Regions from separate parts of the Homo sapiens genome. Here regions 2, 3 and 4 are each linked to region 1. A link is a contact called in ENCODE Hi-C or POLR2A ChIA-PET data. All regions are on one chromosome and are shown on one strand. The core of a region is the stretch at or near the end of the contact, and the rest is flanking DNA. Distances in the headings are between cores, read along the strand shown.

The links. A loop is a pair of places that touch in the nucleus more often than their neighbours do. ChIA-PET counts read pairs that join two places held with the same protein, here RNA polymerase II (POLR2A). Pooled maps may share reads with other maps.
Region 2: a pooled map shows a loop between it and region 1 (2.4-fold over the local background). The contact joins the enhancer-like site here to the promoter of MFSD2A in region 1. A Hi-C loop is called at or near these places in 2 of 50 pooled maps. POLR2A ChIA-PET finds 5 or more read pairs at or near these places in 2 of 52 experiments (WTC11 and activated B cell).
Region 3: a loop to region 1 is called in a pooled map, with 4 times the contacts of the local background. The contact joins the enhancer-like site here to the promoter of MFSD2A in region 1. A Hi-C loop is called at or near these places in 2 of 37 single-sample maps with no recorded cell type and 4 of 50 pooled maps. POLR2A ChIA-PET finds 5 or more read pairs at or near these places in 4 of 52 experiments (GM12878, T-cell, activated B cell and 1 more).
Region 4: a pooled map shows a loop between it and region 1 (2.8-fold over the local background). The contact joins the enhancer-like site here to the promoter of MFSD2A in region 1. A Hi-C loop is called at or near these places in 1 of 50 pooled maps. POLR2A ChIA-PET finds 5 or more read pairs at or near these places in 3 of 52 experiments (MCF 10A, activated T-cell and naive thymus-derived CD4-positive, alpha-beta T cell).

What each region holds. Positions count from the first base shown.
Region 1 is chr1:39,950,194-39,958,154 of GRCh38, forward strand. MFSD2A (MFSD2 lysolipid transporter A, lysophospholipid) reads left to right here and starts at 4,952. Exons shown (of 14, transcript NM_032793.5): 1 at 4,952-5,192; 2 at 6,894-7,028. The coding sequence starts at 5,100. RefSeq lists a silencer at 4,774-4,903.
Region 2 is chr1:40,334,259-40,342,219 of GRCh38, forward strand. No RefSeq gene overlaps it. Among named protein-coding and RNA genes, the nearest start is that of COL9A2, 21 kb to the left of the region's middle. Within about 2 kb of position 4,598, at least 6 of the 41 ENCODE cell types and tissues checked have a DNase peak (open chromatin) inside an H3K27ac peak, as active enhancers do.
Region 3 is chr1:39,593,847-39,601,807 of GRCh38, forward strand. No RefSeq gene overlaps it. Among named protein-coding and RNA genes, the nearest start is that of PABPC4, 21 kb to the left of the region's middle. RefSeq lists silencers at 3,903-3,992, 4,743-4,872. Within about 2 kb of position 3,242, at least 2 of the 41 ENCODE cell types and tissues checked have a DNase peak (open chromatin) inside an H3K27ac peak, as active enhancers do; they include GM12878, where a contact is called at or near this core.
Region 4 is chr1:40,229,876-40,237,836 of GRCh38, forward strand. It overlaps RLF (RLF zinc finger), which reads left to right. Exons shown (of 8, transcript NM_012421.4): 7 at 1,642-1,783; 8 at 5,917-7,961. Among named protein-coding and RNA genes, the nearest start is that of TMCO2, 14 kb to the right of the region's middle. Within about 2 kb of position 2,701, at least 2 of the 41 ENCODE cell types and tissues checked have a DNase peak (open chromatin) inside an H3K27ac peak, as active enhancers do.

The sequences.
Region 1 (7,961 bases), core at 3,702-6,201:
TGGTTTTGCCCTCCTCCCACAGTGATTACTTTCTTGGTAAACACAAGTCTTAGAAGTACTTTCTGTTGTCTCTGCATAATTCTGCCCTGTGGGGGCAGCTTTGAGGCTGGTGGCCTAAATTCAGACTGATTGAGGTCTAAGCTGGTCTAGCACCAAGGTCTCACCCAGCATTCTCTTTTAATTTCACGTTAGCCATTACAGATAATAACCAAGGAACTGAATATTTAGCTTTTTTTTCTTATTAATTTGCATTTCCTTATGCATGTAGTCAATCAACTCCCTGGGAGTTGGAGCCATCTCTAAATTTCCCTGGTATCTTTGACTTTTAGTACCTAATCTAGGTACATACTACGTGTGTCCCTGTGGCTTCATACTATGGGTGAGCACATGGCCACCCAGGAATCAAAGGTTCCTCATCTTTCATCTTTTTGTACTTTCTTTTCCCAAACCACATGTTTCCTTGAGCCTGGATCAGCCCAGAATATCCCACTCCTGACACCAGTTGTTTAGGAAAAACCTCTCAAACTGTGTTTTTCCTCTACTGTCACACCACCATCACCACAATCACCAACATAGAAGAATGATCTGACCACGGGTATGGGTTTTCTTTTTTCCCCCCACACACTAAACAGTGGACACCAGCTGGGTGTCCTCTCATTCAATTCCAACACTACCTACCTGGAGATAGTATCAGATCTCATAGGTGGAGGGCTCAGTTCCCAAGACTGTCTCCTGAACCCTAGACACCAGTCACAACGCCAGGCCTCTGGAACTTCTGACAAGCTGGCTTCAAATTGAGGTTCCCATGATCCCCTCTTTGGGTTGGATTAATTTGCTGGAGTTATTTACAGAAATCAAGGAAACACCCATGTTGACTGGTTTGGGATACTACAAAGGATAAAGATGAAGAGATGCATAAGGTGAGATACGGAGGAAGGCTTGTGGAGCTTCCATGCCTTGGCTGGGACATTACCCTCAGGAAGCTCTGTGTATTCATGCTAGCCAGAAGCTCTCTGAATCCAGTCTTCTCAGAAGTTTTTTTTGGCTGATCTCAGCTCACTGCAACCTCTGCCTCCTGGGTTCTCCTGCCTTGGGCTCCTGACTAGCTGGGACTATAGGCACACACCACCACGCCCAGCTAATTTTTGTATTTTTAGTAGAGATGGGGTTTCACCATGTTGGTCATGGCTGGTCTCGATCTCCTGACCTTGTGATCCGCCTGCCTCGGCCTCCTGAAGTGCCGGGATTATAGGCGTGAGCCACCGCACCCAGCCAATTTTTTTAAAACTTAAAAATTAGACAGGCATGGTGGCACATGCCTGTAGTCCCAGCTACTCAGGAAGCTAAGGCAGGAGGACTGCTTAATATACTAGTCTGTTTTCATACTGCTATAAATAACTGCCTGAGACTGGGTAATTTATAAAGGAAAGAGGTTTAATTGGCTCACAATTCAGCATGGCTGGGGAGGCCTCAAGAAACTCCAATCATGGCAGAAGACAAAGGGAATGCAAGGCATCTTCTTCTTTTTTTTTTTTTATTTGAGACAGTCTCGCTCTGTTGCCCAGGCCGGAGTGCAGTGGTGTGATCTCGGCTCACTGCAACCTCCGCCTCCTGGGTTCAAGTGATACGCCTGCCTCACCCTCCCAAGTAGCTGGGACTGCAAGCGCGCACCACCACACCCAGCTAATTTTTGTATTTTTAGTAGAGACAGGTTTCACCATGTTGACTACCCTGGTCTCAAACTCCTGACCTCAACTGATCCACCTGTCTTGGCCTCCTAAAGTGTTGGGATTATAGGCGTGAGCCACTGCACACAGCTGGCATCTTTTTCACAAAGCAGCAGGAAGGAGAAATGCTGAGCAAAGGGGGAAGAGCCCCTTATATAACCATCAGATCTTGTAACAACTCACTCACTGTCATGAGAACAGCATGGAGGAAACCACTCCCACGATTCAGTCACCTCCACCTGGTCTCTCCCTTGGCATGTGGGGATTGTGGGGGTATGGGGATTATTAGGATATAATTCAAGATGAGATCTGGGTGGGGACACAAAGCCTAATCATATCACTTGAGCTGAGGAATTCAAGGCTGCAGTGAGCTATGATCGTGTGTGCCACTGCACTCCAGCCTGGAGGAGAGAGCAAGACCCTATCTCTAAGAAAATAAAATAAAAATAAATAAAATGAGGGTAATAAAAACAACTCTCTCCAGTGGTGTTGTTGGGACTAAATGAGATATAAAGAAAAAAAAACAGAAGTAAATGAGATAGTATATTTAAAGCACTTATGGGGCACGCTGCCCAGCATACCAGTGGCTGCTTGGTATTTGGGAGCTGTTGTATTGGCGGTGCCGTGATTCAGTTAGTGGTGACAGTGAGTGTCTCTAGTGCTGTGTTATGGGGCTCTGTCCTGACCAACAACATGGCTGGTGGAGTTGAAGTTGCAAGGGACAGCCAGATCTAAATTTAGAGTGAGAGAAAACAGTGAGCCATAGAACCAGCATCCACAACAATTTCGACAGGCTGGAATAAGCAAGATGACATTGTTCTGTTGTGAGCCTCAAGACATTACAGAAAGCAGAGGATCGGGGAGAGACCTGACTTGACCCCAACTCCGGTGAAAAGGATCTGAATGATTTAGTTGACCACAACCTGATGGGAACTAATCATGGGAGAGAAAGGCTCTGAAGCCCAGCAGTCTTAGGCTGCATTAACAATGTGTCGCATCCAGACTGGAAAAAATAATAGGCCTATTGTGCTGGCTTGGTCAGGCCATATCTGGAATCTTGCGTTGCTACACTGACAGACTGGAATCAGGCCAGGAGGGGGACCAGCCCAGCTTCAGCTCCCAGGCACTTGTGCTAAATGCTTCCTGTGCATTTTCTTGTTTCATCCCCAAAACAAATCTATTAGGTAGCTACTATTAATTTTTTTTTTTTTTTGAGACAAGAGTCTTTGTCTGTCACCCAGGCTGGAGTGCAGTGGCACGATCTCGGCTCACTGCAACCTCCGCCTCCTGGGTTCAAGCGATTCTTCTGCCTCAGCCTCCTGAGTACCTGGGACTACAGGTGTGCCCCACCACACCCGGCTTATTTTTGTATTTTTAGTTGAGACAGGGTTTCACCATATTGGCCAGGCTGGTCCGGAACTCCTGACTTCGTGATCCACCCACCTCAGCCTCCCAAAGTGCTGGGATTACAGGCGTGAGCCAGGGTGCCTGGCCAGTAGCTACTATTAATATCACCATTTTACACAGGGAGGTTAACTGAGTTGTTCAGAGTCAGCCGCACAGCTAGTAAATGGAGACACTTAGGGCTTTTCCTAATGGGTTTCTGTGTGCTTGTACCTTAGCAGGGGAAGACTGAACATTCATTCACTGAACACAATAATTCAGGCCCTAAGCTAGTTGGTGGGGACACAGAAGTGAAAAAGATGCGGTTCCTACCTGAGGAGCTCATTGTCAACCGGGGGATACAGATCACTTGTGGTATGGTGTGACTGTGGGAGAGAAGATTTGGGGGCTGCAAGGGAGCTTAGCTAACCAAGCCTGGAGAGGGGAAAAGAGACAGAACAGTGTCACACAGCTTGGAGTAATGGGGCCAGCCATTCCCTTTCCACAGTATTCAGTGCCTCACTTTGGCTCTCTTCTGCTCAGCAATGGCCAAGAGCTGTGTGCCCAGATGGGATCTGCTGGCGTATGAGGGAGCATGGTGTGACCATCCTGGGGCAGATAGACCTTATCTCTCCTCCCTGCAATCAGAGATTTAAAGAAAGGAAGAAGGAGGCTGACATTAAGGAGCACAGGAACCGGGTGGGTAGCCTTTGAGAGTTCCAGCAGCCCCTTCACTAATCAGAGAACTGGAAAGACCGGGGTGACATTGACATAAGGGACTCAGAGGTGGAACTAAAGACTGTTCTTTTCTGGCATCCGTGCCTGCCTTCTGTTCCAAACTAATGCCCTCCCATCTTCTTTTGAGGACCACATTTCTGGGCATTCTCTTTTTCAAAACTTTCCCTGTTTCAACCCTCAGTGCCTCTGGAGCCATGTATCTCCCAGGGCTTCTTGTTGGGAGACACATACACCCCATTCTGCCGTCTGTAATTTATGCTAAGAGGGATAGAGCAGGGCTGTTGAGAGCAACTGCTTTGGTATCGGACAAAACCTTTCAGGCCTGGCTCTGCTACATAACAGTTGCTTCACTTCTCCAAGTTTCCCCTTCCTGTGCTGTAAAATGGGGATAATAATAGTACCACCCTCACTTGGTGGTTTTTGAGGGCCGAAAGAGATCATATTAAGCATGGAGGAAGCTATCCATAAAAAGGCCACTGTTGTCATAGTGTACTAGCGGGCGTAGCCCCGGCTTCTCTCCACGACTTGGGAGCTCCCTTCTGGCAGGGGCAGCCACTGGATTGCCTCATCTTTCTCCCCATTGCCCGGATGCCAAGGGCAGGACGGGGGAATGGTGTGTCTTCGGGGATGAGAGAGAGGCATCAGGAGGGAAAGTGTCAGCGTACGTCCTCTAGGCTTGAAGAAGGAGAGAGGCCCTGACTCCAGATTTTAAAGTGGGCTTCAGAGCCCCTACCTTTCCTAGGCCTGGGGCTCAGAAGTCATGGGTGGTAGGCCCGACTCGGGGAGAGTCGGACCTTGGGGACCTCGGGGACCTCGGGCAGATCGGGGACCCCGGGCAGATCACTTTCAGCCTGGGGCCTCGGTTTCCTCGCGCGTGTCTGGGAGGTCTCGCGGCCTGCTTCTCGGATTGCTAGGAGCCAGCGCAGGCAGATGCCGGTTCCGGGGCTTGGAGAACGTGGCTCGGTGGCACAGAGCCGCCGGGCGAGGCGGGGGCAGGGAGGCGGGCGACGGGATTGGCTGGAGGCGGGGCAGCGGGGCTCGGGGATTGGCCGCAACCGAGAGGGCTGGGCAGAACTATAAGAGGCGCGGAGGGGGCGTGCAGCAGAGTGCGTTCCTCGTCTGCCAGCCGGCTTGGCTAGCGCGCGGCGGCCGTGGCTAAGGCTGCTACGAAGCGAGCTTGGGAGGAGCAGCGGCCTGCGGGGCAGAGGAGCATCCCGTCTACCAGGTCCCAAGCGGCGTGGCCCGCGGGTCATGGCCAAAGGAGAAGGCGCCGAGAGCGGCTCCGCGGCGGGGCTGCTACCCACCAGCATCCTCCAAAGCACTGAACGCCCGGCCCAGGTGAAGGTGAGGGCCCGGCACCCCGCGTGGAGGGCGAGGGGAGGGAGGAGGCGGAAATGGGGGATCAGGGGCGTCCCGGGGTCGGCCTGGTCAGGGGACCATTGGGATAGCCAGGGACAGGAAGCCTACGAGCCAGAGAGGACCTGGGGGTGCCCTGGGACAGGGGGTGACGGAGAAAAGCTGTGGGCGCCCTCGCCCCCCTTTGCTCACCCGCACTCCACGCTCTGCGGAGAGGCTCTGCCGGCAGCCCCATGTGATTCCCCGCTCTGCCTAGCCGGTTTCCATTCTTCCGTGTTGAGCGGCTGGGGCTTGCCGCCCCAAACCCCAGAGATGACCCCAGAAATCTGGGAAACTCCCCTTGGTTCCCCATCTCTCATCCCCTACCTCCCACTCCACCCACCTACTCTTGCGCCTCAACTCTGCTGTTAGGGCCGCTCAAGTTCATTCATAAGAACAAGAGCTCTGCTCTTAAAGGAGCCGCGTCCCTCAGGCATTTGTCTGAATGTGGATGTTCGCGCGGGAACGGTGCTTTGCGCATCGAGACCATCGACCACATCCCCAGCCCTGGGGACTTATTGAAGGACCAAATAAAATGAGGCGGCCCCCTAGGAAAGGATCTCAGGCAATAGATACCTTCGTGGGAGGTGACTGCCTTTTCCTTTTAATTTTATTAACTGATCTTTGGAAGGAGCTGGGTGAGCAATTATGCTGTTACTATGTATGAGTAATATCTACTTTCCCTGGGCAACCCAACCTCCCTAGTGCCCCACCCGGAGAGGGATCAGGCCTGAACCTGGAGGCCTTTCCTCCCGTCTCCAAGGTCCTCTAGGAGCTCAGGGGTGGAGGGCGATGGGTCGGGAAGCTGGAGAGTAGGACAGTTCCTGGGTCCGCCTGAAGCTCTGGCTGCCTATAGTGGTCAGGGATGCTCTGGGATAGGTGGAACAGCTGCGCCTGCAGCCAGCTGGGCCGGGCCCCCGTAGCTCTCTAGAGCTCTCACCAGGAGTAGGCAGGTGGATCCTGTCTCTGAGGCAGGGTGGGAGCCTGGGCTGGGCTCAGGCAGCTCTTGGCAGCAAGCGGATTTTCAGGTTGTGGCAGCTGGTGCCGGGTGGGGACAGGTCGGCTGCTGGAGCATGCTCCCCCTGAAACCTGGAAAGGAGCAGTGCCTGAGGCCTTGGGAGGAGTTCTTTAGGGATGGTGGGCTGATAAGTTTCCTTAGAATCTCCAGGAGGGAGGTGGCTTAGGGGCTACTTTCACACAAGTATGGATTCCCCTTTTCCATGTTCCTAAGAATGGAGAACACCTTTCTTTTGTATAAAGTGGGATCTCGGAGATCGAGACCATGCTGGCTAACATGGTGAAACCCCGTCTCTACTTAAAATACAAAAAATTAGCTGGGTGTGGTAGTGGGTGCCTGTAGTCCCAGCTACTTGGGAGGCTGAGGCAGGAGAATGGCGTGAACCCAGGAGGCGGAGCTTGCAGTGAGCCGAGATGGCACCACTGCACTCCAGCCTGGGCAACAGAGCAAGACTCTGTCTCAAAAAAAAAAAAAAAAAAAAAAAAAAAAAAGGTGGGATCTCCTGGATAGGAACAGGTCAAAGCAGAGTTGTTTGTTCTGGTAGAGCTGGCCAGAGGGATGGTCCTTCCTGTGGAACCTTCTTGGATGGAGGCCAGAACCTTGGGCCTTTCATCTTTTCCTCCTCTTCCCAGAAAGAACCGAAAAAGAAGAAACAACAGTTGTCTGTTTGCAACAAGCTTTGCTATGCACTTGGGGGAGCCCCCTACCAGGTGACGGGCTGTGCCCTGGGTTTCTTCCTTCAGATCTACCTATTGGATGTGGCTCAGGTGAGTGGTCTAAGCCTTCGAGGGCTCCTTCAGCATCCTGAGGTGGGAAAGACTATGCACCCCTGGGTCAGTTCGCTCAGTTTTCCCCATCTGTGAAATGGGACCCCAAATCACTACTTTGCTGCCTCTGAGTCAGTGAGCAAGAAATGAGAAGACCCTGGAAAGTATCCAGTAAAGGAGTGTCTCCACTCCAGGAGTCTTTGCTGGAAAGGTCTGGCAACTCCTCCTTGCCTGGCATGAGCAACAGAGCCTGAAGGGGTAGGCGGTAGAATGAGGGAGAATGGGGCCTGCTGGGGATGCTGTTCTTAGAAGAGACTGGCACACTGTGTTCCTGGCTGGGAGATAGTCAGCTGGCTTGACTCAGGGGTTGGTGGCTGTTGCCAGGCTTGTGGATGAGATGCATCCCACCTTTACCTGAGGAGCAGAAGGGCACTTAGGTGCCAGGCTAAGTTAGAATGCCCCAGTACACAGGGTCTTTGACTGGGAGGGGTACTTAGGGTGAAACAGGACTATTCTGTGCATTGAGAAGCCTTGGCCAGAAGCCTGGCATCCTGAGAATTCACCCTGTCTGGATGGGAGAGTGGGAGGCAGAATAGCCATGACTACCGGGGCTCCTGCACCAGCTGTCTTCTCTGTGTAGCATCTAACTTGGCAAGCATCGCATCTTAGTTGTATCCATTTACAGAGGGGGAACACTGAACTCCAGAAGGAACAAAAAACTTCAGCAGCTAATTTTTGAGTAACTCCCATGGGCTGGGCCTTGGGTGGGGTGTAAATATGAGGAACCTGCAGTCAAAGTGTAAACCTGTTGTAGTGGGTGTTAGAGCTGGGGTTGGGGGGTTAGACTAGGGAGACTATGGTATGGGGAAGAATACCCACTCCCCAGAGAAATAGCAATAGCAGGGCTTTGATGGATAAGGAGGAGTCTGGAGA
Region 2 (7,961 bases), core at 3,348-5,847, 380 kb after region 1:
TAGGATTATAGGAGTGAGCCACTGCGCCCGGTCTAAGTCTAGTTTTTATTTTGCTCCTGGTCATAGGCTATATCTCTTAACTCAGGATACAGGGTTTTCTCCTTAGGTATAGTCCTTTTGGGGTTTTGATGGACTGTCTTTTACCAAGCCCTGATAATGTGGCAGAATTTCAACTTCAAATTGTCTTCCTTGCAGTGAGCAGCAGCTAAAATCTTTGCTCATTAATTTCATCCTTCCAGCTATTGGTTTCCCCGCTGAGTGACTTGGAGTCTTATTTGTGCATGTGCGATTCAAGGCTTAGCTCAGGATTTGAGGAAGTTTATGTGCAGATTTTTGGTTATTTTCTCTGGATCTTTTGTTTCTGGGGTTTCTCCCTCAATTTTCAGTCACTGTAACAGCCTGAACTCTATCTTCTGATTTAATTGACAAATTAAGTTCTGAATTTCTGCTCGAATTCTAGCTTTCTGCGCTGTGGAAACTGAAGAATTTTCCCTGGTGGAAAATCCATATAAATGTGGATCATACCCAGTGTGGTTCCCTTATTTGAAACACGGAATCTCCTTCCAGCTTATGCCTGGTTTTCGTCACTTTACAGTGCCTTAATTCAGTTTTTATTTTTTATCATTGCCAAATATTTTTAGCAGAATTTATAGTTGTTATCTATGAGGGAGTTAGTCAGATACAATCTACTCTGCCATTACCAGAACTAGAACTCAGCCCAGTTTAAGAACTAACAAAATTTAGTGAGCACCTTCTTTGTACTAAATATGTACAACATTGGTCAAAATAGATACAGCCCCTAGCTTCACAGAGCTCACACTTAGGGTAGGGGTTCAGATAAGACAGAAGTGTGCTGACAGCTACATTAGAGGAAACTTGTGGGACTATCGGGACCTAAAGTGTAGTGATATCAGCTCTCTAAGAAACATTTTGGGCCAGGCGCGGTGGCTCACGCCTGTAATCCCAGCACTTTGGAAGGCTGAGTTGGGTGGATACCTGAGGTCAGGAGTTCAAGACCAGCCTGGCCAACATGGTGAAACCCCCGTCTCTACTAAAATTACATAAATTAGCTGGGCGTGATAGTGCACACCTGTAATCCTAGCTATTCAGGAGGCCGAGGCAGAGAATCGCTTGAACCTGGGAGGTTGCGGTGAGATGAGATTGCGCCATTGTACTCCAGCCTGAGCAACAAGAGCGAAACTCCGTCTCAAAAAACAAACAAACAAAACCACGTCTTGCTAGAGATCCTATTTGCAGCCTGTCTCAGAGATCCTTAGCTCAAATTTAAAACCTCCTTGATGAGTTTCAAGTGAAGGCTAAGTTTTAAAGGAAAAAATCTTAAGGTTTTTGTTGTTGTTTTGTGTCTTTTTTTTTTTTTTTTTTTTTTAAGAGATAAGGCCCCACTATGTTTCTCAGGCTGGTCTTGAACTCCTGGGTTCATGTGATTCTCCTGCCTTGGCCTCCCAAAATGTGAGGATTACAGGCGTGAGACAGTGTATCAGGCCCTTCTTGAGCTTTTCTTTCACTCCTCTCTTCTTCCTCTTCCTTCTTTTCTCTCTTTTCCCTTTCCTTTCTTCCTCTTTCCCTTTCTTCTTTCCAAAGTATTTACCGAACACTTTCTCTGTTATCTAGGCACTGTTCTGTTTAATATAGAAGGTGCAATTATCCTCAGCAAACTCCTGTTGATCCTTAAAGACACCACATCCAGAAAGTCTCTCCAGGATCAACAAGCTGGATTAACACAGAGAACATGAGTGAAAACTATTTTTATTTTTTTATCCTACAAATATTTGTTGAGGACGTTATGTGTCAGGCCTGTAGTGTGAGAAGATAATTAAATGATGTCATCATGAAGGCAGCAGCTAAGAACTACCATTTATTATTATTATTATTATTATTATTATTATTATTATTATTTTCATTATTTGGAACCAAATCTCACTCTGTTGCCCAGGCTGGAGGGCAATGGCACGATCTCAGCTCACTGCAACCTCGGTCTCCTGGGTTCAAGCGATTCTCTGCCTTAGCTTCCCAAGTAGCTGGGACTACAGGCCTGCACCACTACGCCTGGATAATTTTTGTATTTTTAGTAGAGATGGGGTTTCACCATGTTGGCCAGGCTGGTCTTGAACTCCTGATCTCAGGTGATCCACCCGCCTCGGCCTCCCAAAGTGTTGGGATTAGAAGCGTGAGCCACTGCGCCCGGCCGAGAACTACCACTTATTATTAATGGTGATCATTAATTTTTTTTTTTTGAGACGGTGTCTTGCTTTTGTTGCCCAGGCTGGAGTGCAATGGCACGATCTCGGCTCACTGCAACCTCTGCCTCCCGGGTTCAAGCGATTCTCCTGCCTCAGCCTCCCGAGTATCTGGGACTACAGCTGTGTGCCACCAAGCCCAGCTAATTTTTTGTATTTTTAGTAGTGATGGAGTTTCATCCTGTTAGCCAGGATGATCTGGATCCTCTGACCTCGTGATCTGCCTGCCTCGGCCTCCCAAAGTGCTGGGATTACAAGTGTGAACCTCACCCAGCCTATCTTCAGAACTTCTATCAGATTATTTTGAAGGTGTGTGAACATATTTTTATTTGTTTGTTAAACCTTGAAGGTGGATTGGATTTGAGAAATAGCTACTAGTTGTTCAAGACCAAGTTGGGTGAAAGATAATGGGTCAGAAATTATAATCTGGTAGTCCTCAATTTTCTTTGATTTGCTTATAATGTTTTTTGAGATGGAGTCTCACTCTGTTGCCCAGGCTGGAGTGCAGTGGTGTGATCTCGGCTCACTGCAACCTCTGCCTCCTGGGTTCAAGCAATTCTCCTGCCACAGCCTCCAGAGTAGCTGGAATTACAGGCACCCGCCACCATGCCTGGCTAATTTTTTTGTATTTTTCATAGAGACAGGGTTTCACCATGTTGGCCAGGCTGGTCTCGAACTCCTGAACTCAGGTGATCCTCCCGCCTCAGCCTCCCAAAGTTTTGGGATTACAGGCGTGAGCCACCACGCCCAGCAGTGACTGTTAATTTTGTGTACTGATTTTACGTGTCATCTTGACTGGACTAAGGGATATTAGCTGGTAGAACATTATTTCTGGGTGTGCCTTTGAGGGTGTTTCTGGAAGAGTTAACGTTTGAATCAGTAGACTGAGAGCAAAGAAGATCCACCTTCATCTATGTGAGTGGGCAGCATCCAGTCCATTGAGGGCTTGAATAAAAAGGCAGAGGAAGGGTGAATTCTCTCTGTCCTTGAGCTGGGACATCTATTTTCTCCTCCCCTTGGACATCGGAGCTCCTGGTTCTTGAACCGGTTTCCCTCCCCAACCCCACTCTCAGGCCTTCCACTGGGGACTAAATTACGCTACCGGCTTTCCTGGTTCTCAGCTTGCAGACAGTTTATCATTGGACTTCTTGGCCTTTGTAATCGCATGAGCCAACGCCCGTAATAAATTTCCTCTTACGTTATCTATATATATCCTATTGGTTCTGTTTCTCTGGAGAATCCTGACAAATACAACAATAATGCTTATCATTTAAATATTTATATTATCATAATTATTGTGTTTATAACAATATTTATTAAGCACTTGCTATATGACAGATATTGTATCAGTGTGGTACATGCATTTTGTCTTTAACTCCTCACAACCGCTCAACGAGGTAGGTCCCTTGATTATCCTCATTTTATTTATTTATTTATTTTTAATAGAGAAGAGGTCTCACTATGTTGTCCAGGCTGGTCTTGAACTCCTGGGCTCAAGCGATCCTCCCACCTTGGCCTCCCAAAGTGCTGGGATTACAGGCGTGAGCCACTGTGCTGGGCCTATCCTCATTTTATTTACAAGAAGACTGAAGCTTAGAGGTGTGAAGTGATTTCCCCAAGGACACACACCTGTTTTCCCACAGTTTCTAGCTCTGGATAGGTCTCAGTAACATACATTTTCCCCACTTTCCACTACAGCCACAGCATAGGGTTGTGCATTTTAGGATCTGCACAAAAAGGGAGGACAGAGGAGTGGGGCTGAGACCCAGCCTGGAGATGTTTGCCGCAATATTTTATTTTGCTGGTTCTAGCTTTCTTAGAGAACTCTTAGGATCTTCTGTTTGACTTGAGCCCTGGGCTGCTCCAGTTTACACTCCTCAGATCTCTAAATTTATTTATTTATTTATTTATTTTTTGAGACCAGCTCTGACTGTTGCCCAGGCTGGGGTGCAGTGGCGCCATCTCGACTCAGTGCAACCTCTGCCTCGTGGGTTCAAACCTCAGCTCCTGCCTCAGCCTCCTGAGCAGCTGGGATTATAGATGTGCACCACCACGCCCGGCTAATTTTTGTATTTTTAGTAGAGACGGGGTTTCACCCTGTTGGCCAGGCTGATCTCGAACTCCAGGCCTCATGTGATCCACCTGCCTCTGCCTCCCAAAGTGTTGGGATTACCGGCGTGAGCCACGACGCCCGGCCAAATCTCTAATTTCTAACCTTCCAATCTTCCAGTCGTTTCTTCCCACCTCCGATAGGAAGGAGAGGTGGGCTGCAGGGCAGGAAGAAAAGGCCCAGCTCCCTTCCCCACCAGTTGCTCCTTTAGACCGACTCCAGGTGAGCAGTAAATCAGGCTGGCTGGTGCTCTGGCGGCACCTAGTGGTCCTCTGCGGCAGCACACCATGATGACAGCTTGACAAGACGAATTAAAAGCCCCTTTCTCCAGGAGCTGCTAGCGAGATGAAACGGGCATAGAGGCAGATAAAGCACTGTGGGAACCCAGCGAGGGAGCAGTCGTGGTTTCTGGGGAGTTAGAACTTAGAATTTGGATTCAGCTAGACTTGGATCCTGGTTCTACCACATACTGACTGTGACCTTGGGCAAGTCATTTCATCTCTTTAAGCCTCAGTTTCCTCATTTGTGAGATGGGGAGAATAGTGTCTCTTGATGACCATGAAGTACTTAGCACAGTGCCCAGAACGCTTTGGATATTTGTTTTCGGCAGAAGGGAACTTCGTTTTGTTTGTTTGAGATGTAGTTTCGCTCTTTCGCCCAGGCTGGAGTGCAGTGTCGCAATGTCTGCTCACTGCAACCTCTGCCTTCCGGTTTCAAGCGATTCTTCTGCCTCAGCCTCCCAAGTAGCTGGGAATACAGGCGCCCGCCACCACACCCGGTTAATTGGCAGAAGGAACTTTGTAAGAAAGGCAGGGAGTGGGATGAATGTTCAGAAAACAGAGTAGGTGACAGATGATCCCCCTTCCCTGCTAGAGAAGAGCAAACACAGCTGGTCAGTCCCGTGGAGCAAGTTGGGGCAGGGGCTGAGTCTCTTAATTACAGCACAGTGAGACGACCTAGAACCCCTTCCTGGAAACAGCTGCCCATTCTGGGCTGAGCCAGAGTGCTAAACAGGTTTGCTCACCTGGCCTCTGGCTGCCCTCTTATGCCTGGCAGAAAATACCAACCATCAGCTTCCCACAGGTGCTTCTCTCTCCAGCTAGAACAGAGCAACTCCAAACTCCTCAGAATTGCCAATCCTGACCCTGGTTTCATCTGACCTCCCACTTGTTCCATCTGATTCCTTCCCAGTGCTGGTCCAACACTGATAAGCTTTAGTGTCCGCTTACATGAACTACACTCTCCTGGCTTTCCTCCTACCTCTCCAGCTGTTCTTTCTCAGGCCCCTTGCAGATTTCTTTTCTCTGCACACCCTTACTTAGCACTCTACAAGGTCCTGTCCTATCTTCTTATTCTTTATACTCTTCCTGGGCCATCTTATCCATCGGGTTGACTTTAACTGCTGCCTATATGTTTTCCTGAGTCTCAGACCTGCTTATCCAACTGCTTCTCAGATGTTCCACAGGCACCACCAAACTGACATGTCCCAAATGAAATTATCTTCTTGCCCACAAACCTGTTCCTCTTCCTGTGTGGCCTACACAGCCAGTGGTCCCACCCTCTGCCCTATTGCATAAGCCAAAACTATGGATGTCATCCTGGAGAAGAGACTTCCCTCTCTCCTCCCCGAGAAATATTATCGCCTTGTCCCAGTGACTATACCTCATAGGTGTTTAATCCATCCACCTCTCTCCATCCCCACTGCACCTACCTTATTCAGCATACCATCCTCTTTTGCTTGGGGGTATTGCAACTGCCTCTTATTTTAACTCCTTGCTTCCAGTTTTGCTCCATTGTTTTTCCTCTGTGTTCCTTTCTGGAGGCTCAAGGAGATAACTCATTGCCCAGCCTTTCCCACCTTCTAGAGGCTTCCCACATTTCTTGGTTTCCCCTTCCTCCATCTTCAAAACCAACAAAGTTACATCTTACTGACCATACTATAGTAAAATCTCCCTGTGCTTCTCTCTTCTGTCTTCCCCTTCCACTTTTTTTTTTTTTTTTGATGGAGTTTCACTCTTGTTGCCCAGGCTGAAGTACAATGGTGTGATCTCGCCTCACTGCAACCTCCGCCTCCCAGGTTCAAGTGATTCCCCTGCCTCAGCCTCCTGAGTAGCTGGGATTACAGGTGCTTGCCACCACGTCTGGATAATTTTGTATTTTTAGTAGAGACGGGGTTTCACCGTGTTGGCCAAGCTGGTCTTGAACTCCTGACCTCAAGTGATCTGCCTGCGTCAGCCTCCCAAAGTGCTGGGACTACAGGCATGAGCCACCACGCCCGGCCCCCTTTCCACTTTTAAGGACCTTGTGATTATATTGGGCCTATTAGGTAATGTAGGATAATCTCCCTGTCTCATAATCCTTAATTTAATCAATTCTTCAAAGTCCCTTTTTGCCATGTAATGTAACAGATTCACAGGTTCTGGAGGCATCTTTGGTAGATCATTATTCTGCCTACCACAGACCATTCTCTGGCCCCAGTATTCATACCTGTCTCACGAACAAAATGCATTCACCTTATTCCAAGGTCCCTAAAAATCTCAGCCCATTAAAGTATCAACTCAAAGTTCAAAGTCTCATTTAAATCTCATTAGCTCAAGAGTTTCAGATTTATCATGGATATTATCTAAATTAGGTTTTGGATGAGACTCAGCATAATCTATCCTGGGGCAAAGTTTCTCTCCACCTGTGGACGTGTGAAACTAGAAAATAAGCTTCTGCTTCCAAAATACGATACTGGGTCTAGCATAGGATAACACTAATAGACATTCCCATGTAAAAAGAGAGAAAGGAAGAAATAGAGGAGTCACTAGTCCCAAGCAATTTCAAAATTAAGTTAGACAAACTCCATTAGGTTTCAAAGCCTGGAAATAATACTTTGCAGCTCAAAGCTCTGCCCTCTGGGATCACAGCTCTGTCCTCTTAGTCATTCTTCCTTTTTCATGAAAGGTTCAGCACATGGCTGCAGCTGGGTGGTTTTATCAACTTGTTTCCTGCCTGTAGAATTTGGGGGATCTTATAGCCTTCTTTCATTTCATACCCTCTCTATCCTGTACAGTCCAAGCTCAAGTGTTTCTGCTGGTATAAAATTCTCAAGAACCCCGTGGATCTCTCATGTATGTCACTCCATTAGACAAAATGCTCCTTTGCAGATCTTCGCTTGATAAGCCCGTTTCTATTTCTGTCTTCTGTTGAGGTAGCTGAGGGGATATATGAGTCTCACACTTAATCTCTTCAAAAAACCTCTTATGTGACAGAATACTCTGAACTTTTTTTTTTTTTTGACAGTGTCTTGCTCTATTGCCCAGGCTGGAATTCAGTGGTGCAACCACAGTTCACTGCAGCCTTGACTCTCCAGGCTCAAACAATCCTCCCACCTCAGTCTCCCAAATAGCTGAGACTACAGGCAAGCACCACCTACCCAGCTAATTTTTGTTGTTGTTGTTGTTGTTGTTGTTGTTATCTGTAGAAATGAGGTCTCCCTATGTTTCCTCAAGCTGACCTTGAGCTCCTGGGCTCCAGCGATCCTCCCTTCTCAACCTCCTAAAGTGCTGGGATTACAGGCCTGATACTCTGACCTTTTGATCTTTCTGAGG
Region 3 (7,961 bases), core at 1,992-4,491, 360 kb before region 1:
ACAAATCTAAATCCAGTCCTGCTCAATTGCTTCAGTAACTCTCCATTGCCTTCAGAGTAAACTTTGTTTTTTTTTTTCCTTGAGATGGAGTTTCATTCTTTCACCCAGGCTGGAGTGAAGTGGCGTGATCTTGGCTCACTGCAACCTCTGCCCCCGCCCCCCGAGTTCAAGTGATTCTCCTGCCTCAGGCTCCTGAGTAGCTGGGATTACAGGCGCCCACCACCACGCCAGGGTAATTTTTGTATTTTTATTAGAGATGAGGTTTCGCCATGTTAGTCAGGCTGGTCTTGAACTCCTGACCTCAGGTGATCCACCCGTCTTGGCCTCCCAAAGTGCTAGGATCGCAGGCATGAGCCATCATGCCAGGCCCAGAGTAAACTTTAAATGTCTTAACAAAGGCTTCCAAAACTGTCTTTTCCTTGTCTCTGCTTTCCTCTCCCTCCTTCTCCAATCCATGACTGTGCTTACCACCTTCCAGCATTGCTCCAGTCTTTTTGAAATCTTCAGCTCAGAAATCGCCTGCTCTAGAAAGCCTTCCTTCCCTTCTTTGGGTGGACGTCCTGGAATTGCTTCCTTTCCCCACTGCATGGGGGGTGCCAGGTTGTGTCACTCTTGGTCACCATTGCACCCTGGTATCTAGCTCATGGTGGGCACATTGGCGCATCCCCCTTCCCCAACTCCTTCATCATATACCTTGTGAACTGGAGGAGTACAGGGCAGTTTTGCAGCAGTCTTAAAAGCGGAGAGATTTTGTTGTTTTGCAGGAGATGGAGGAGCAATGGTTTAGAAGCAGCAATGGGGAAGGGCCCTTCCCAGAGGAGGCTGGGAGAGCTGACAGAAGCCCTTAGGGAAGCAATGTCAGAGGGAGTCAAGTCTTCCTGAAGGTAGAAAGCTTGGGAGTGAGGAAGGCTATGAGGGATAGGTCATGAGGGAAAAAAAGCAGTATGGCCCAGTGGTTAAGGGTGTGGACTTTGGGCCATGTAGACTTAGGGGTCATCAATACGTAGGTGATAGAGTGATAGACATCATATAACTTCTGAGCTGGGAGGATCACATGAACCCAGGAATTCACTAGCCTGGACAACATAGTAAGACCCTATCTCTAAAAAAAAAAAAAAAAAAAAAAATTCGCCAGGTGTGGTGGCACACACCTGCAGTCCTACCTACTCGGGAGGCTGAGGTGGGAGGATCATTTGAGCCCAGGAGTTTGAGGCTGCAGTGAACTGTGTTCACACCACTGCACCCCAGTCTGGGTGACAGAGCCAGGCTATATCAAAAGAAAGAAAGAAAGAGAAAGAGAGAGAGAGAAAGAAAGAAATCATATAACTCAGTTCCTGAAACATGCACAGAGTGGCCTGTCTGTGGATGCTGTTGTTGCTGCACTGGAGACCACAGGGCCTGACTGGGTGTGACCCAAAGTCCCGACTGTGGTCAGCCTGACTGGCCCAGGGATCTGGGCTCTCACAGGGGCACTGGACACACCGTCCTGAATCCTGGAGCTGACACTGAGACAGGAGGATCACAGGAGGATCACAGGAGAACCCACTGAACTGGCCTTGAGTCAGCACAAGGACACAAAAGAAAGAAGATTTTGGTTTTGGAGGGCAGGGCTTGTGTGGGCACTGGTGGGAAAGCCCAGCTCCCTTCTCCTCCTGAACACCCAAATCTGATCCCCCAGTGGTTCCTCCCGGATGCCTGCAACAGCCTCCTTCTCCGTCTCCCCTGTAATCCACTCTACACATGGTAGACAGAGTCCTTTTTCAGAAATGTAAGTGAGACCATGTCGCCAGCCTCTCACCCAGCTGAAATCCTGCTAGAGGCTTCCCAAGGCTCTTAAGAAAGGAGCTGGCAAAAGTCTTTTCCAAACTGAGGTGATAAGGTGGACAATTTTAGGTGGATGTGGAAGGACATTTTAAAATTTCACCTGTGAATTAGAAAAATAGAAGTGTTATGTCATTCTTTAATTTCATGAATATTCTTGCTTAGGAGGATATAAAGGGAGCCAATTTAAAGAAAAATATTAAAGAAATGATAGTACAAGAGGAGCCACCATCGATGGTACTAGAACAAGGCTCAGGAAATTAGACCTCTCTTCAGTTTCATCGGGGGCTGTCTGTCCCTCCCTCCCTGGCTCTAGCTACACTGGTCTTGCAGGTCCTTGAAGATGTCACATGCTCATCTGCCAGGAACGTTCTGGAATGCTCTTCCCAATCTCACCCTTGCACTATATTCCCATCTTTTGCTAAAATAATGGCCCTCAGATCGTGGCTCCAGTGTCCCTCCCTGGGAGTCTCGTGATCAGGGGACCCTGCCGTCGTTATCTCATGGTCCTTCTACTTTTTCTTCATAGCACTTACTGCCATTTGTGATGATCTCTTGTGTGTCTGTGATTACATCTATGCCCCCTCTAGAATGTAAGCTTCTCAAAGCTGGACTGTGTCTTGCTCACCCTCTATGCTCAGGGCCCAGCCGGGCCAGGCACGTGCTAAGCACTCATCTGAATGCAGCATGTGCGAACAGATGCATGCACCCAGTTACTCACCCTGGTGGCTCCTGCCTCAGTCCCTGGCATGTTGACACCACTCAGATTGTGGCTGCCCCTGTGGAGTTAGGAATTGCCTCGGCATCAGCCTTCGAACAAGGGGCTCCACGCTGTCATTTTGCACCTGGCCTCACAAATGATGTAGCTGATCCTGAGCAGAAGATTGAGGAAGGTGGAAAGTAAGGACACTGGGGTGGATGACCCCTTTCAGAGCACGCAGAGAAGGCAGGAGACATGGGGTCAGGACAGTCTCTCCCAGCTTGGACCTTGTGCTGGCTTTTCTTTGAGGAGTCATGGAGATTAGATCTAGGACCTCTTCCTGGGCAGGGGAAGGGTCCCAGAAGAGCCATGCGGGTGGGGTCAGAGTTTCTGCCTTGGGTCTCAAAGGGCCTCAAGCCTGCGCCCCCTAGCCATGGCTTGGCCTCTTCCTCCTGGCCTCTCCCCACACTTCAATGTTTGCTTATCCTGGACCCCACAACCCCCTTATGCTATAGGAAGGCATAGGTCCAGAGTATGCATTGTTTTAGTTTAAACATTTAAAATATAGAAAGCTCAGAGGTGAACTTAACTAACGCCCATGTGCTTACCACTCAGAATAAGCAACTGTTAACATTTTTGCTTCAGATTTTTTTTTATATAAAACAAATAGAGCATCATAGACAGAGCTGAAGTTCCCTTTGTTCCTCTGCCCAGTCCAATTCCTCCCCTCCTTTCAATCCCAGGAGCAGTTGTTACTACTAATCTGATGTGTTTCCTTCCAATCTATTTCGATGAGCAAAACAGAATGTGTGTTAATGGAAGCATTATTCCTCACAGCCAAAAAAAAAAAAAAATGGAAACAATCCAAACGTCCATCAACTGATAAATGGATAAACAAAATGTGGCCTATCCATATAATGAAATATTATTAAGCAATAAAAATAAATCAAGTGCCAATCCATGCTAACATGGATCGGCCCTTTTTTTTTTTTTTTTTTTTTTTTGAGACAGGCTCTGGGTCTGTCACCCAGGCTGCAGTGCAGTGGTGCGATCTCTGCTCACTACCACCTCTACCTCCTGGGCTCAAGCCATCCTCCCACCTTAGCCTCGCAAGTAGCTGGGACTACAGGCACGCACCACCACACCTGGCTAATTTTTGTATTTTTTGTAGAGATGAGGTTTTGCCATGTCACCCAGGCAGGTCTCGAACTCCTGGGCTCAAGCAATCTGCCTGCTTAGGCCTCCCAAAGTGCTGGGATTACAGGCGTGAGCCACCACACCCTGTGTGATCAACCTTGAACACATTTTAAGTGACAGAAGCTAGATGCAAAAGGCTACGTATTATATGACTACATTTATACAGAATAGGCAAATCCACAGAGACAGAAGCAGATTAGTGGTTGCCAACGGGGAAGAGCAGAATACAAGTGGCTGATTAACGGGTGTGGGACTCCTTTTTGGGGTGATAAAAATGTTCTAGAATTAGGCAGTGGTGGTGGTTGCAAAACATCTGCAACCACCACTAAGATGGTTTTCCTTTCTTTTTCAAGGTCGTATAATATTCTCCTATGTGAATAAACCACATTTTCTTTATTGTTGCATCATCAATGACCATTTTTGGGTTGCTTCTAAACAACAGAAAAAACACTGAATTATATACTTTAAAATGGTTAAAATGATGACTTCTATGTACTTGAAAAAACACATAACATTGTTTACCCTCTGACCCATTTTAAGTGCAGGTTCAGTAGCCTTAAGTGTATTTAAAGGCTTGTGAAACAGACATCTAGGACTTTTTCTGGCTGCAAAACTGAAACTGTGTATCTACTAAACATGAATTCTCCCTCCCCCACCTCCACACTCAGCAATCACCTTTCCACTTTCTGCTTCTATAATTTTGACTGCTTTAGATTCTTCACATGAGTGTAATCATACAGTATTTGTCCTTTTGTGACTGGCTTATTTCTTTCTTTCTTTTTTTTTTTTTTGAGACAGAGTTTTGCTCTTGTTGCCCAGGCTGGAGTGCAATGGCATGATCTCGGCTCACTGCAAACTCCGTCTCCTGGGTTCAAGCAATTCCTGGGTTCAAGCGATTCTCCTGTCTCAGTCTCCCGAGTAGCTAGGATTACAGGCACCTGCCACTACGTCCAGCTAATTTTTTGTATTTTTAGTAGAGACAGGGTTCCACTATGTTGGCCAGGCTGGTCTCGAACTCCTGACCTCAGGTGATCCACCCACCTCGGCCTCCCAAAGTGCTGGGATTACAGGCGTGAGCCACCGTGCCCCGCCAGATCAACCTTGAAGACATCTTAAGTGACAGAAGCCAGATGCAAAAGGCTACCTATTACATGACTACATTTACACAGAATAGGCAAATCCAGAGACAGAAAGCAGATTAGTGGTTGCCAAGGGGGAAGAGGAGAACACAAGTGGCTGATTAATGGGTGCTGGGCTCCTTTTTGGGTGATAAAAATGTTCCAGAATTAGGCAGTGGTGGTGGTTGCAAAACATCTGCATATACTAAAAACCACTGAGTTGTGTACTTTAAAATGGTTTAAATGATGACTTCTATGTACTTAAAAAAAACACGTAACATTGTTTACCCTCTGACCCATTTTAAGGGCAGGTTCAGTAGCCTTAAGTGTATTTAAAGGCTTGTGAAACAGACATCTAGGACTTTTTCTCGCTGCAAAACTGAAACTGTGTATCTACTAAACATGAATTCTCCCTCCCCCACCTCCACCCTCAGCAACCACCTTTCCACTTTCTGCTTCTGTAATTTTGACTGCTTTAGATTCTTCACATGAGTGTAATCATACAGTGTTTGTCCTTTTGTGACTGGCTTATTTCACTTAGCATAATGTTCTTGAGGTTCATCCATGTTGCAGCATGTGACTGGATTTCCTTTCTTTTTCAAGGTCGTATAATATTCCCCTATGTGAATAAACCACATTTTCTTTATTGTTGCATCATCAATGGCCATTTTTGGGTTGCTTCTACCTCTTGGCTATTGTGAATAATGTTGTAATGAATGTGGGTGTGCAACTATCTCTTTGAGATCCTGCTTTATTTCGGACAAAAACTAAGAAATGATATTTGCTGGATCATATGGTCATTCTATTTTTAATTTTTTGAGGAACCTCCATACCGTTTTCCATAGTGGCTGCACCATTTCCCATTCCCACCAACCCAATGTTCAGAGAATTGGAACCCAGGGCATAAGGGTTCCAATTGCTCTGCATCTTCATTAAGAGTTCTTATTTCCTGTTCTTGTGATAGTGGCCATTTTAATGGGTGTGAAGTGATTTTATTTATTTGGATAATTTTTACACCTGATCTTAGCCCAAAGGCCAAGAAGTTATATCATTTTAATAATTTTACAAACTGTAATTTAAAAATATTTGTCTGTAGACATATTACTGCAACTCGTTTTGTCACATTGTATTTCTACATACAGAACTGGTTCATTTATTTTACTTTATTTTGTGTTTTTTTGAGACGGAGTCTCTGTCACCCAGGCTGGAGTGCAGTGGCGTGATCTCAGCTCACTGCAACCTCTGTCTCTCTGGTTCAAGCGATTCTCCTGCCTCAGCCTCCCAAGTAGCTGAGATTACAGGTGCCCGCCACCACGCCTGGCTAATTTTTGTATTTTTAGTAGAGACGGGGTTTGGCCACATTGGCGAGGCTGCTCTTGAACCTCTGACCTCAGGTGATCCGCACGTCTCTGTCTCCCAACGTGCTGGGATTACAGGCGTGAGCCACCGTGCTCAGCCGGTTGTGTGGTTTTAATTGGCATTGTTTTTCCTTTATTTCTAGTTTTTTTTTTCTTTTCTTTTCCCTTCCTTCTTCCTTTCTTCCTTCTTTCCCTTCCCTCCCTTTTGGTCCTTTCTTGCCTAGTCGTGGACCTTTATTGATTTTTATTATTATTATTTTTTAGATGGAGTCTAGCTCTGTCACCCAGGCTGGAGTGCAGTGGCCTCATATCTGCTCACTGCAACCTATGCCTCCCGCGTTAAAGCGATTCTCCTGCCTCAGCCTTCCGAGTAGCTGGAATTACAGGCGCCTGCCACCACGCCCAGCTAATTTTTGTATTTTTAGTAGAGGCGGGGTTTCACGGTGTTAGCCAGGCTGGTCTCGAACTCCTGACCTCGTGATCCGCCTGCCTCGGCCACCCAAAGTGCTGGGATTACAAGCATGAGCCACGGCGTCTGGCCCGACCTTTTTATATCCACGTGGATCTGGAATCAGTTTGTCTAGTTCCATGAAAAACGCTGGTAAGTTTGTTTTGTTGGAATAGCTTTGGAATTACAGATTTACTTATAGGTTAACTGCCACATTACTATATTGAATATTTATATCCATGAACAAATTAAATATTTCCATTTATTTAGATTTTTCTTAATTTTTTAGAGAAGTTTTGGGTTCACAGCAAATCTGAGTTTCCACACATCCTTTGCCTCCCCGCCAACCAACACACAGCCTCCCCAATATCCATATCCCCTATTTCCCACATCAAAGCGGTGCATTCCTGACCAGAGTGAAGCATTTGTTGCAATTGATGGACCTGCAATGACACATCGTCGTCCAAAGTTTATGGTTTACATTAGGTTTCACTCTTTGTGTTGTACATTTTATGGGTTTTGACAAATGTAAATGACATGTATCCACCATTATAATATAACACAGAATGATTTCACTGCCCTAAAAACCTGTGCTCTGGGCCAGGCGTCGTGGCTTACGCCTGTAATCCCAGCACTTTGGGAGGCCGAAGAGGATGGATCACCTGAAGTCATGTGTCCAGAGTTGGTTCTTGATGGTGGGTTCGTGGTATCGCTGACTTCAGCAATGGAGCTGCAGACCTTCATGGGGTGTATTACAGCTCTTAAAGATGGCACAGACCTGGCCGGGAGCAGTGGCTCACGCCTGTAATCCTAGCACTTTGGGAGGCCGAGGCGGGCGGATCACGAGGTCAGGAGATGCAGACCATCCTGGCTAACACAGTGAAACCCCCTCTCTACTAAAAATACAAAAAAATTAGCAGGGTGTGGTGGCCGGCACCTGCAGTCCCAGCTACTCAGGAGGCTGAGGCAGAATGCTGTGAACCCGGGAGGCGGAGCTTGCAGTGAGCCGAGATGGCGCACTGCACTCCAGCCTGGGTGACAAGAGAAAGATTCAGTCTCAAAAAAAAAAAAAAAAAAAAAAAAAAAAAAAAATATATATATATATATATATATATGGCACGGACCCAGTGAGTGAGCTGTAGCAAGCTTCATTGGGAAAAGCAAAAGGACAAACCTTCCACACCACGGAAGTGGACACCAGCAAGGTGCTGTGGCCGGCTGGGGTGGCCAGCTTTTATTCCCTTATCTGTCCCCGCTCATGTTCCATTTCTGTCCTATCAGAATGCCCTTTTTTCAATCCTCCCTGCGATTGGCTACTT
Region 4 (7,961 bases), core at 1,451-3,950, 280 kb after region 1:
AGGCCGAGGCAGGCAGATCACCTGAGGTTGGGAGTTAGAGACCAGCCTGACCAACATGGAGAAACCCCATCTCTACTAAAAATACAAAATTATCCAGGCGTGGTGGCACATGCCTGTAATCCCAGCTACTTGGGAGGCTGAGGCAGGAGCATTGCTTAAACCTGGGAGGTGGAGGTTGCGGTGAGCCAAGATGGTGCCATTGCACTCCAGCCTGGGCAACAAGAGCAAAGCTCCGTCTCAAAAAAAAAAAAAAGAAGAAAAGAAAATCACCTTACAAGAGCCCCAGTTCCCTCTTTAGAAATATAAGAAAATAAATTCCGTTAAATATATTTACTTTAAATTACATGTTTTCATTTCTTAAGCTTTGGATTTGTAGCCAACTTTCTGGGAGACAGTCTGTGTTAATAGCAATATAGGATATCAGTGTTTTTAAATTGGCTTATGAAAAAGTACAGATTTTTAAATGAAAATTATTTAATCAGTATCCATTGATTTACTTAAAAGAGCCACATGTATTAAGTGATAGCATTCTTTTTAGTTTAGTGTTTTTTTTGTTTGTTTGTTTTGTTTTTTTGAGATGGAGTCTTGCTCTGTCGCCTAGGCTGGAGTGCAGTGGCGCTATCTCAGCTCACTGCAACCTCCACCTCCCAGGTTCAAGCGATTCTCCTGTTCTCAGCCTCCCAAGTAGCTGGGATTACAGGCATCCACCACCACACTCAGCTAAGTTTTATATTTGTAGTAGAGATGAGGTTTCACCATGTTGGCCAGCCTGGTTTCGAACTCCTGACCTCAAGTGATCTGCCCCCCTTCACCTCCCAAAATGCTAGGATTACAGGCATGAGCCACCCGCCATGCCCGGCCTCTTTTTAGTTTTGCTATTAGAAGTGATAACATTCTTTTTAGTTTCACTATTAGCTTTCCTTGCATTCACATTTTACATTCTCTCATTAGCATTTCTATCCTTGGCATTGTTGAGTTTCTAATGCTTTTTTGCGTGAGTGTTTTACCCATTAAATGTTTTTGTTTAATTTATTATTTTCAAGCTTTCCTTTTGTTTCCATAATGAATCTTTGTGAGATTCCTGTATTTTAGCCATTTCCAAAAAGTGCCATTTTACTTATTTCACTGGAAGTATTTAACCATTCCAAACTACAGGCTCTAAGTAGCATCCTGACATTTTAGATCTGGAAAGGGCCCTTTAAGATCACTGTATAGAAGTGTACCATTAGAGTGTCTTTGTTGTATATATATTTCGTTGTTAATTTAGTGATGGCTGATTATTTCTGCCCATTAGGACAGGGCTTAATTCAATCAGTATATTAATCACCAGTGTGAAGGATAAAACCTTTTAGAACAACATGGGATCTAAATAAGTTTTTTTTAAATGCCACTGTTAAGGAGGTAGTGTTTTGTTTTTATTTTTCCCCCTAAACACAAGAGAGAAGTCAGGGAATTGTTACGGAGGATTCTTAACAATTTTATCAGTTTGGGAGAAAGCAGTGGTGAATATAGACAGCTTTTAATCTAGTTTTTGTTTTCTCTACTGTCAGCTTTCTACAGATCAAAAAATTGGGTTGCCGGGGGCAGGGCAGCAAATACCAGTTACTTTAAATGTTTTACCATGATCTTCTTTTTTTATAGGGAACTGACTCTTTTTTGGAGTAAACTGCAAAGAAGAATTGACCCTTCTTTAGATACTTTTTTGGAGCGCTGTCGTCAGTTTGGTGTCATAGCTAAAACGCAGCAGCATTTATTTTGCCTCATTAGAGTTATACAAACTGAAGTGAGTACTTTATGCCTTCTCTGCTAACTGTAGCTGGAGGAAAGAAATGAGTGGGAAGATAACTTCTCAGGAAATTCCCTTTAAAGGAAGATAAGAAATAATGAGTTTTAATAAGATTAATGGAATTGACCACATCTGACTGTTTCTCCAGATTGACTTCCTATAATTAATCAGAAACAAATTGATGGTCAAACAAGTTAGGTGATATTTATTTCTAATTACTGTGAATGAAGTTGTGTCTCCTGTCACGTTAAGAACATTTTAAGAGGCCAGGCACGGTGGCTCAAGCCTGTAATCCCAGCACTTTGGGAGGCCAAGGCGGGTGGATTACTTGAGCTCAGGAGTTCGAGACCAGCCTGGCCAACCTGGTGAAACCCCGTCTCTACTAAAAATACAAAAATTAGCCGGGCATGGTGGCGGGCGCCTGTAATCCCAGCTACTTTGGAGGCTGAGGCAGGAGAATCGCTTGAACAGGGAAGGCGGAGGTTGTGGTGAGCCAAGATTGCACTGCTGCACTCCAGCCTAGGTGACAGAGTGAGACTTGGTCTTTTTTTTTTTAAAAAAAAAAAAAAGAACATTTCAAGGTAACTATAGAACTTGCCTGTTTAAACAATTACTTTATAATTGGCCATTAGAACATTTTGTTTTGTTTAAATCTTTAATAAAGGTACTAATTTTCTATTGTTGAATAACATCACAAAAATTAATACTTAAAACAATGTCCGTTTTTATCAGTTCAGTTTTGTAAATCAGAAATCCAGCACAATGTGGCAGGATTCTCTTCTAAGATTATCATATTGGCTAAAATGTAGTTTGCCAGGCTAAGTTCTATCAGAGGCTCTGTGGAAAATCCACTTCAAAGCTTATTCTTATCGACAGGTTTCAGTTCCTGTGGTTGTAGGACTAAGGTTTCTGTTTTCTGGCTGGCTGCCAATCAGGGTCTGTTCTCAGGTGCTAGAAGCTACACTCAGTCTTTACCTCTGTTTTCAAGCAGCAAGGGTGCAACAAGTTGGTGCTTGAAACCTGACATCCTCCATCTCTGACTTTAGTTTTCAGTTTTTGGTTGAGACAGGTCTCGCTCTGTCACCCAGGCTGTAGTGCAGTGGTGCGATCATAGCTCATTACAGCTTCAAACTCCTTGGCTCAAGCAATCCTCCCGTCTCAGCCTCCAGAGTAGCTGAGATTGCAGGCGTGTGCCACTATACCTGGCTTTTTCTTTTTTGGCGGGGAGCAGTGGTAGATACAGGGTCTTGCTTTGTTGCCCAGACTGGTTCTGAACTCCTGGCCTCAAGCAATTCTCCCACCTCAGCCTTCCAAAGTGCTGGGATTATAGGTGTAAGCTGCCCCACCTGCTTGAACTTGGGAGGCAGAGGTGGCAGTGAGCCGAGATCACACCATTGCACTCCAGCCTGGGCGACAGAGTGAGACTCTGTCTCAAAAAAAAAAAAAAAAGCAAAGATTGAATGACTTGGCTATATCCTATGTGCGCTTGCAACAGTATGCCAAGTCACTCTTGATCCCTCACCTTCCTAGTTTAAGACCCACCAATTTCTTCAAAATTCAGCTCCACATTGCATATCCTGATTCACATTTATTCACTACTCCTTTCAGTAACTTTTTGGCATATCTGTTCAGAATATATAATAGTATTTCTGGTTACTTTTCTTTGAAAAATGTTGTTAGTGATTTTTCAAATGTTACCATCCCAGCCAGATTAGGCTGTTTAAGAAAGAATGGCCATTCTTTGCTGTCCACCTCACAGTCTTCCAAAAGGAGTTAGTAACTTGTTGAGAAACTGAATTATTTTAAAATTTAGCTGACTTTCCCCAAGTCCTCTCTGCTCTTACTTACAAATGATAAACTTCTATCACATCATCCTAATAAGTCAAGAGACCCATGGTCTAGTCCTGTGGAGCCACTAAAGCAACATGGCCTGTTTTACTTGGACTACATTCCAAATGAGAGGGAGAAACTTCTATATTCTTTAGGCCACTACTGTTGTGGGAAGTCTGCCACTCACAACAGAACCAGATCCTAGCTGATACAGGCTAGGTAATGCCTCTCTTTCAAAAAAGCTAGAGTCTCAGCTCGTCTGAAAGGTAGGGAGTTATCTCAATTGATTGTTCACAGTCAGTTACAGACTGAACTCTGTTCTACTCTTTCCCCCTTCTCACTATTACACTTGACTAGTTTTAAAGAAAAAAAAGTTGGAGTCTCAGTTTGCAAGGGATTCTACACTCACTCACTCCCTTTTCACCTACCAGTCCACATCTCTTCTACTCTTCAGGCCAAATATCTTCTTTTTTTTGAGACGGAGTCTCACTCTGTTGCCCAGGCTGGCATGCAGTGGCGTGATCTCAGCTCACTGCAACCTCCGCTTCCCAGGTTCAAGGGATTCTGATGCCTCAGCCTCCCAAGTAGCTGGGGCTTTGGGCCTGCATCACCATGCCTGGCTAATTTTTTGTATTTTTATTAGAAATGGGGTTTTGCCATGTTGGCCCTGCTGGTCTTAAACTCCATGCCTCAAGTGATGTGCCTGCCTCGGCCTCCCAAAGTGCTGGGATTACAGGTGTGAGCCACTGTGCCCGGCCTAAATGCTTTTAAGTCCTTGCTCCTCTGCTCACTAGTTAGTGACATTGGGCAACTTAACGTTCTGAGTGTTGGGGGTTTTTTGTCTATAAAATGAGGATAATACGTGCAAAAAAGTTTATTTCAAATAAGTGCCTAGGCTGTAGTAGGGGTTCTGTAAATCAATGACAGTGATTTCTTTGTGTTCCCAGCATTTAGAATGAATGATGCCCAACACAGAATTAAATGCCTGGCAAATTGTTTACTGATTTAAACAGTGGAATTTACTCCATTATTTTACATTGTATTCTGTTAAATAGTTACAATGTGCCAGCGTTATTATTTCATCTTTATAACCTTAGGAGGAAAATCTGTTATTAACATTACTGTTATCATTTTACCAATAAGGAAACTGAAGTTTAGAGGTTGAGAACTTGTCACTTGTTGTGAAGCTGGGGTTCAAAGGCAGTCAAAGTCTGATTCTAAAGTCTCTGCTCATAGCAGTGCGTTTTAAGCCACTCTGACATATCTTGCTTTTCTTTGCTCATGTCATTTTTGTATTTTATTTCAGCCTCTCAGATAAAAAGAGTTATCTTGTATGTACCAAGCTTTTATCACATATGACCAGGTCTTCCTAATTTTAAACTAGTTTCTGAGAACCTGCTGCCATAGCAAGATTTCTGATTTCTGTTTTTTCCCTGGAAAGCTGAGATTCAGTACACCTGTGACGGTGACTATAAATTACCAGATTCTTTCAGGAGGAAATGGAAAGGATCATTTATTTTATCTTTGAAGTTTTGAAAAATCCAAGTGTTCATGATAGAGAGAATTTTTTTTTTTTTTTTTTTTTTTGAGACGGAGTTTTGCTCTTGTTGCCCAGGCTGGAGTGCAATGGTGTGATCTTGGCTAAACTGCAACCTCCACCTCCTGGGTTCAAGCGATTCTGCTGCCTCAGCCTCCGAGTAGCTGGGATTACAGGCATGCACCACCACACCTGGCTAATTTTGTATTTTTAGTAGAGACGGGGTTTCTCCGTGTTGGTCAGGCTGGTCTCAAACTCAGGTGATACACCTGCCTCGGCCTCCCAAAGTGCTGGGATTACAGGCGTGAGCCACCGTGCCCAGCCAAAGAGAATTTCTTAAATTGAATTTAATCTTAGACTCACATCTATACCTGTGTTTCCTGTTGCTGCCATTTTAAACCCTGCCCCTCTACTCAACATCATTCTATTTTGAATCCTCCAGTGACCTTTTTTATCCTGAATTTCTTTGGATTCACATGCATTTATTGTTTATGCATTCGGGGTACAGATAAATTCCTTGGAAGTAAGGAACTGCTTTAATACACAGTGCCTAGTAAATGTACATTGTTCGTAGTTGTAGCATCTAATTTAGTTCTTTGCATGTTGAGACAAGAAATATCTAAATGTAACTTTCATGAAGAAAGATTTAAGATAAAATTTAGGAACTCTAAAAGTTTTTACAAGCTAAAATTCCTTATCAGTGAAAGTTATATAATCTTTCTGTATGCAAAAAAATAATTTTTTTATCCTCTTTTACTTACAGGCACAAGATGCTGGTCTTGGGGTGTCAATTTTACTGTGTGTCAGAGCTCTTCAACTCAGATCAAGTGAAGATGAGGAAATGAAGGCATCAGTTTGTAAAACAATTGCCTGTCTTTTACCAGAAGATTTAGAAGTTAGACGAGCCTGTCAGCTTACAGAATTCTTAATTGAACCCAGTTTGGATGGATTTAATATGTTAGAAGAACTATATTTGCAACCAGATCAAAAATTTGATGAAGAAAATGCACCGGTTCCAAATTCTCTTCGATGTGAGCTCTTACTAGCTTTAAAAGCCCACTGGCCTTTTGATCCTGAGTTTTGGGACTGGAAAACTTTAAAACGACACTGCCACCAACTTTTAGGACAAGAAGCCTCAGATTCTGATGATGATTTAAGTGGCTATGAAATGTCCATTAATGACACAGATGTTTTAGAGTCATTTCTCAGTGACTATGATGAGGGTAAAGAAGATAAACAATATAGAAGAAGAGATTTGACAGATCAGCATAAGGAGAAAAGAGACAAAAAACCTATTGGCTCTTCTGAAAGATATCAGAGGTGGCTTCAGTACAAGTTTTTCTGTTTGTTATGTAAGCGGGAATGTATAGAGGCTAGAATTCTTCATCATTCTAAGATGCATATGGAAGATGGAATTTACACCTGTCCAGTTTGTATTAAAAAATTTAAGAGAAAAGAAATGTTTGTTCCTCATGTGATGGAGCATGTTAAAATGCCACCAAGCAGAAGGGACCGCTCTAAAAAGAAATTACTGTTAAAAGGCTCTCAAAAGGGTATTTGTCCTAAGAGCCCCTCTGCAATCCCAGAGCAAAACCATTCATTGAATGACCAAGCCAAAGGAGAGTCTCATGAATATGTCACATTCAGCAAATTAGAAGATTGCCACCTGCAAGACAGAGATTTGTATCCATGTCCCGGTACAGACTGTTCCCGTGTGTTTAAGCAATTTAAATACTTAAGTGTGCATCTTAAAGCTGAACACCAAAATAATGATGAAAATGCCAAGCACTACTTGGATATGAAAAATAGAAGAGAGAAGTGTACTTACTGTCGACGACATTTTATGTCTGCTTTTCACCTTCGAGAGCACGAACAAGTGCATTGTGGGCCTCAGCCTTATATGTGTGTATCTATAGATTGCTATGCTAGGTTTGGATCAGTAAATGAACTACTTAACCATAAACAAAAGCATGACGATCTGCGTTACAAATGTGAATTAAATGGCTGTAATATTGTTTTCAGTGACTTGGGACAGCTTTACCACCATGAAGCACAACACTTTAGGGATGCATCTTACACATGCAACTTCCTTGGCTGTAAAAAGTTCTATTACTCCAAAATTGAATACCAGAATCACCTCTCAATGCATAATGTTGAAAATTCAAATGGAGACATAAAGAAATCAGTGAAACTTGAGGAGTCTGCAACAGGTGAAAAGCAAGATTGTATTAATCAGCCCCATCTACTTAACCAAACTGATAAATCACATTTACCTGAAGATCTTTTCTGTGCAGAATCAGCTAATTCTCAAATAGATACAGAAACTGCAGAAAACCTGAAAGAAAACAGTGACAGTAATTCTAGTGATCAGTTAAGTCATAGCTCTTCAGCTTCAATGAATGAAGAGCTAATTGACACACTAGATCACTCTGAAACTATGCAGGATGTATTGTTATCTAATGAGAAAGTCTTTGGGCCCTCCAGTTTAAAAGAAAAATGTTCCAGTATGGCAGTTTGTTTTGACGGGACTAAGTTTACCTGTGGTTTTGATGGCTGTGGTTCCACATACAAAAATGCAAGAGGAATGCAGAAACATTTACGGAAGGTTCATCCATACCATTTCAAGCCCAAAAAGATAAAGACGAAAGATCTGTTTCCCTCTTTGGGTAATGAACATAATCAGACAACTGAAAAGTTGGATGCAGAACCTAAACCCTGCTCAGATACAAACAGTGACTCCCCAGATGAAGGTCTAGATCACAATATTCACATTAAATGTAAACGAGAACATCAAGGTTATTCCTCAGA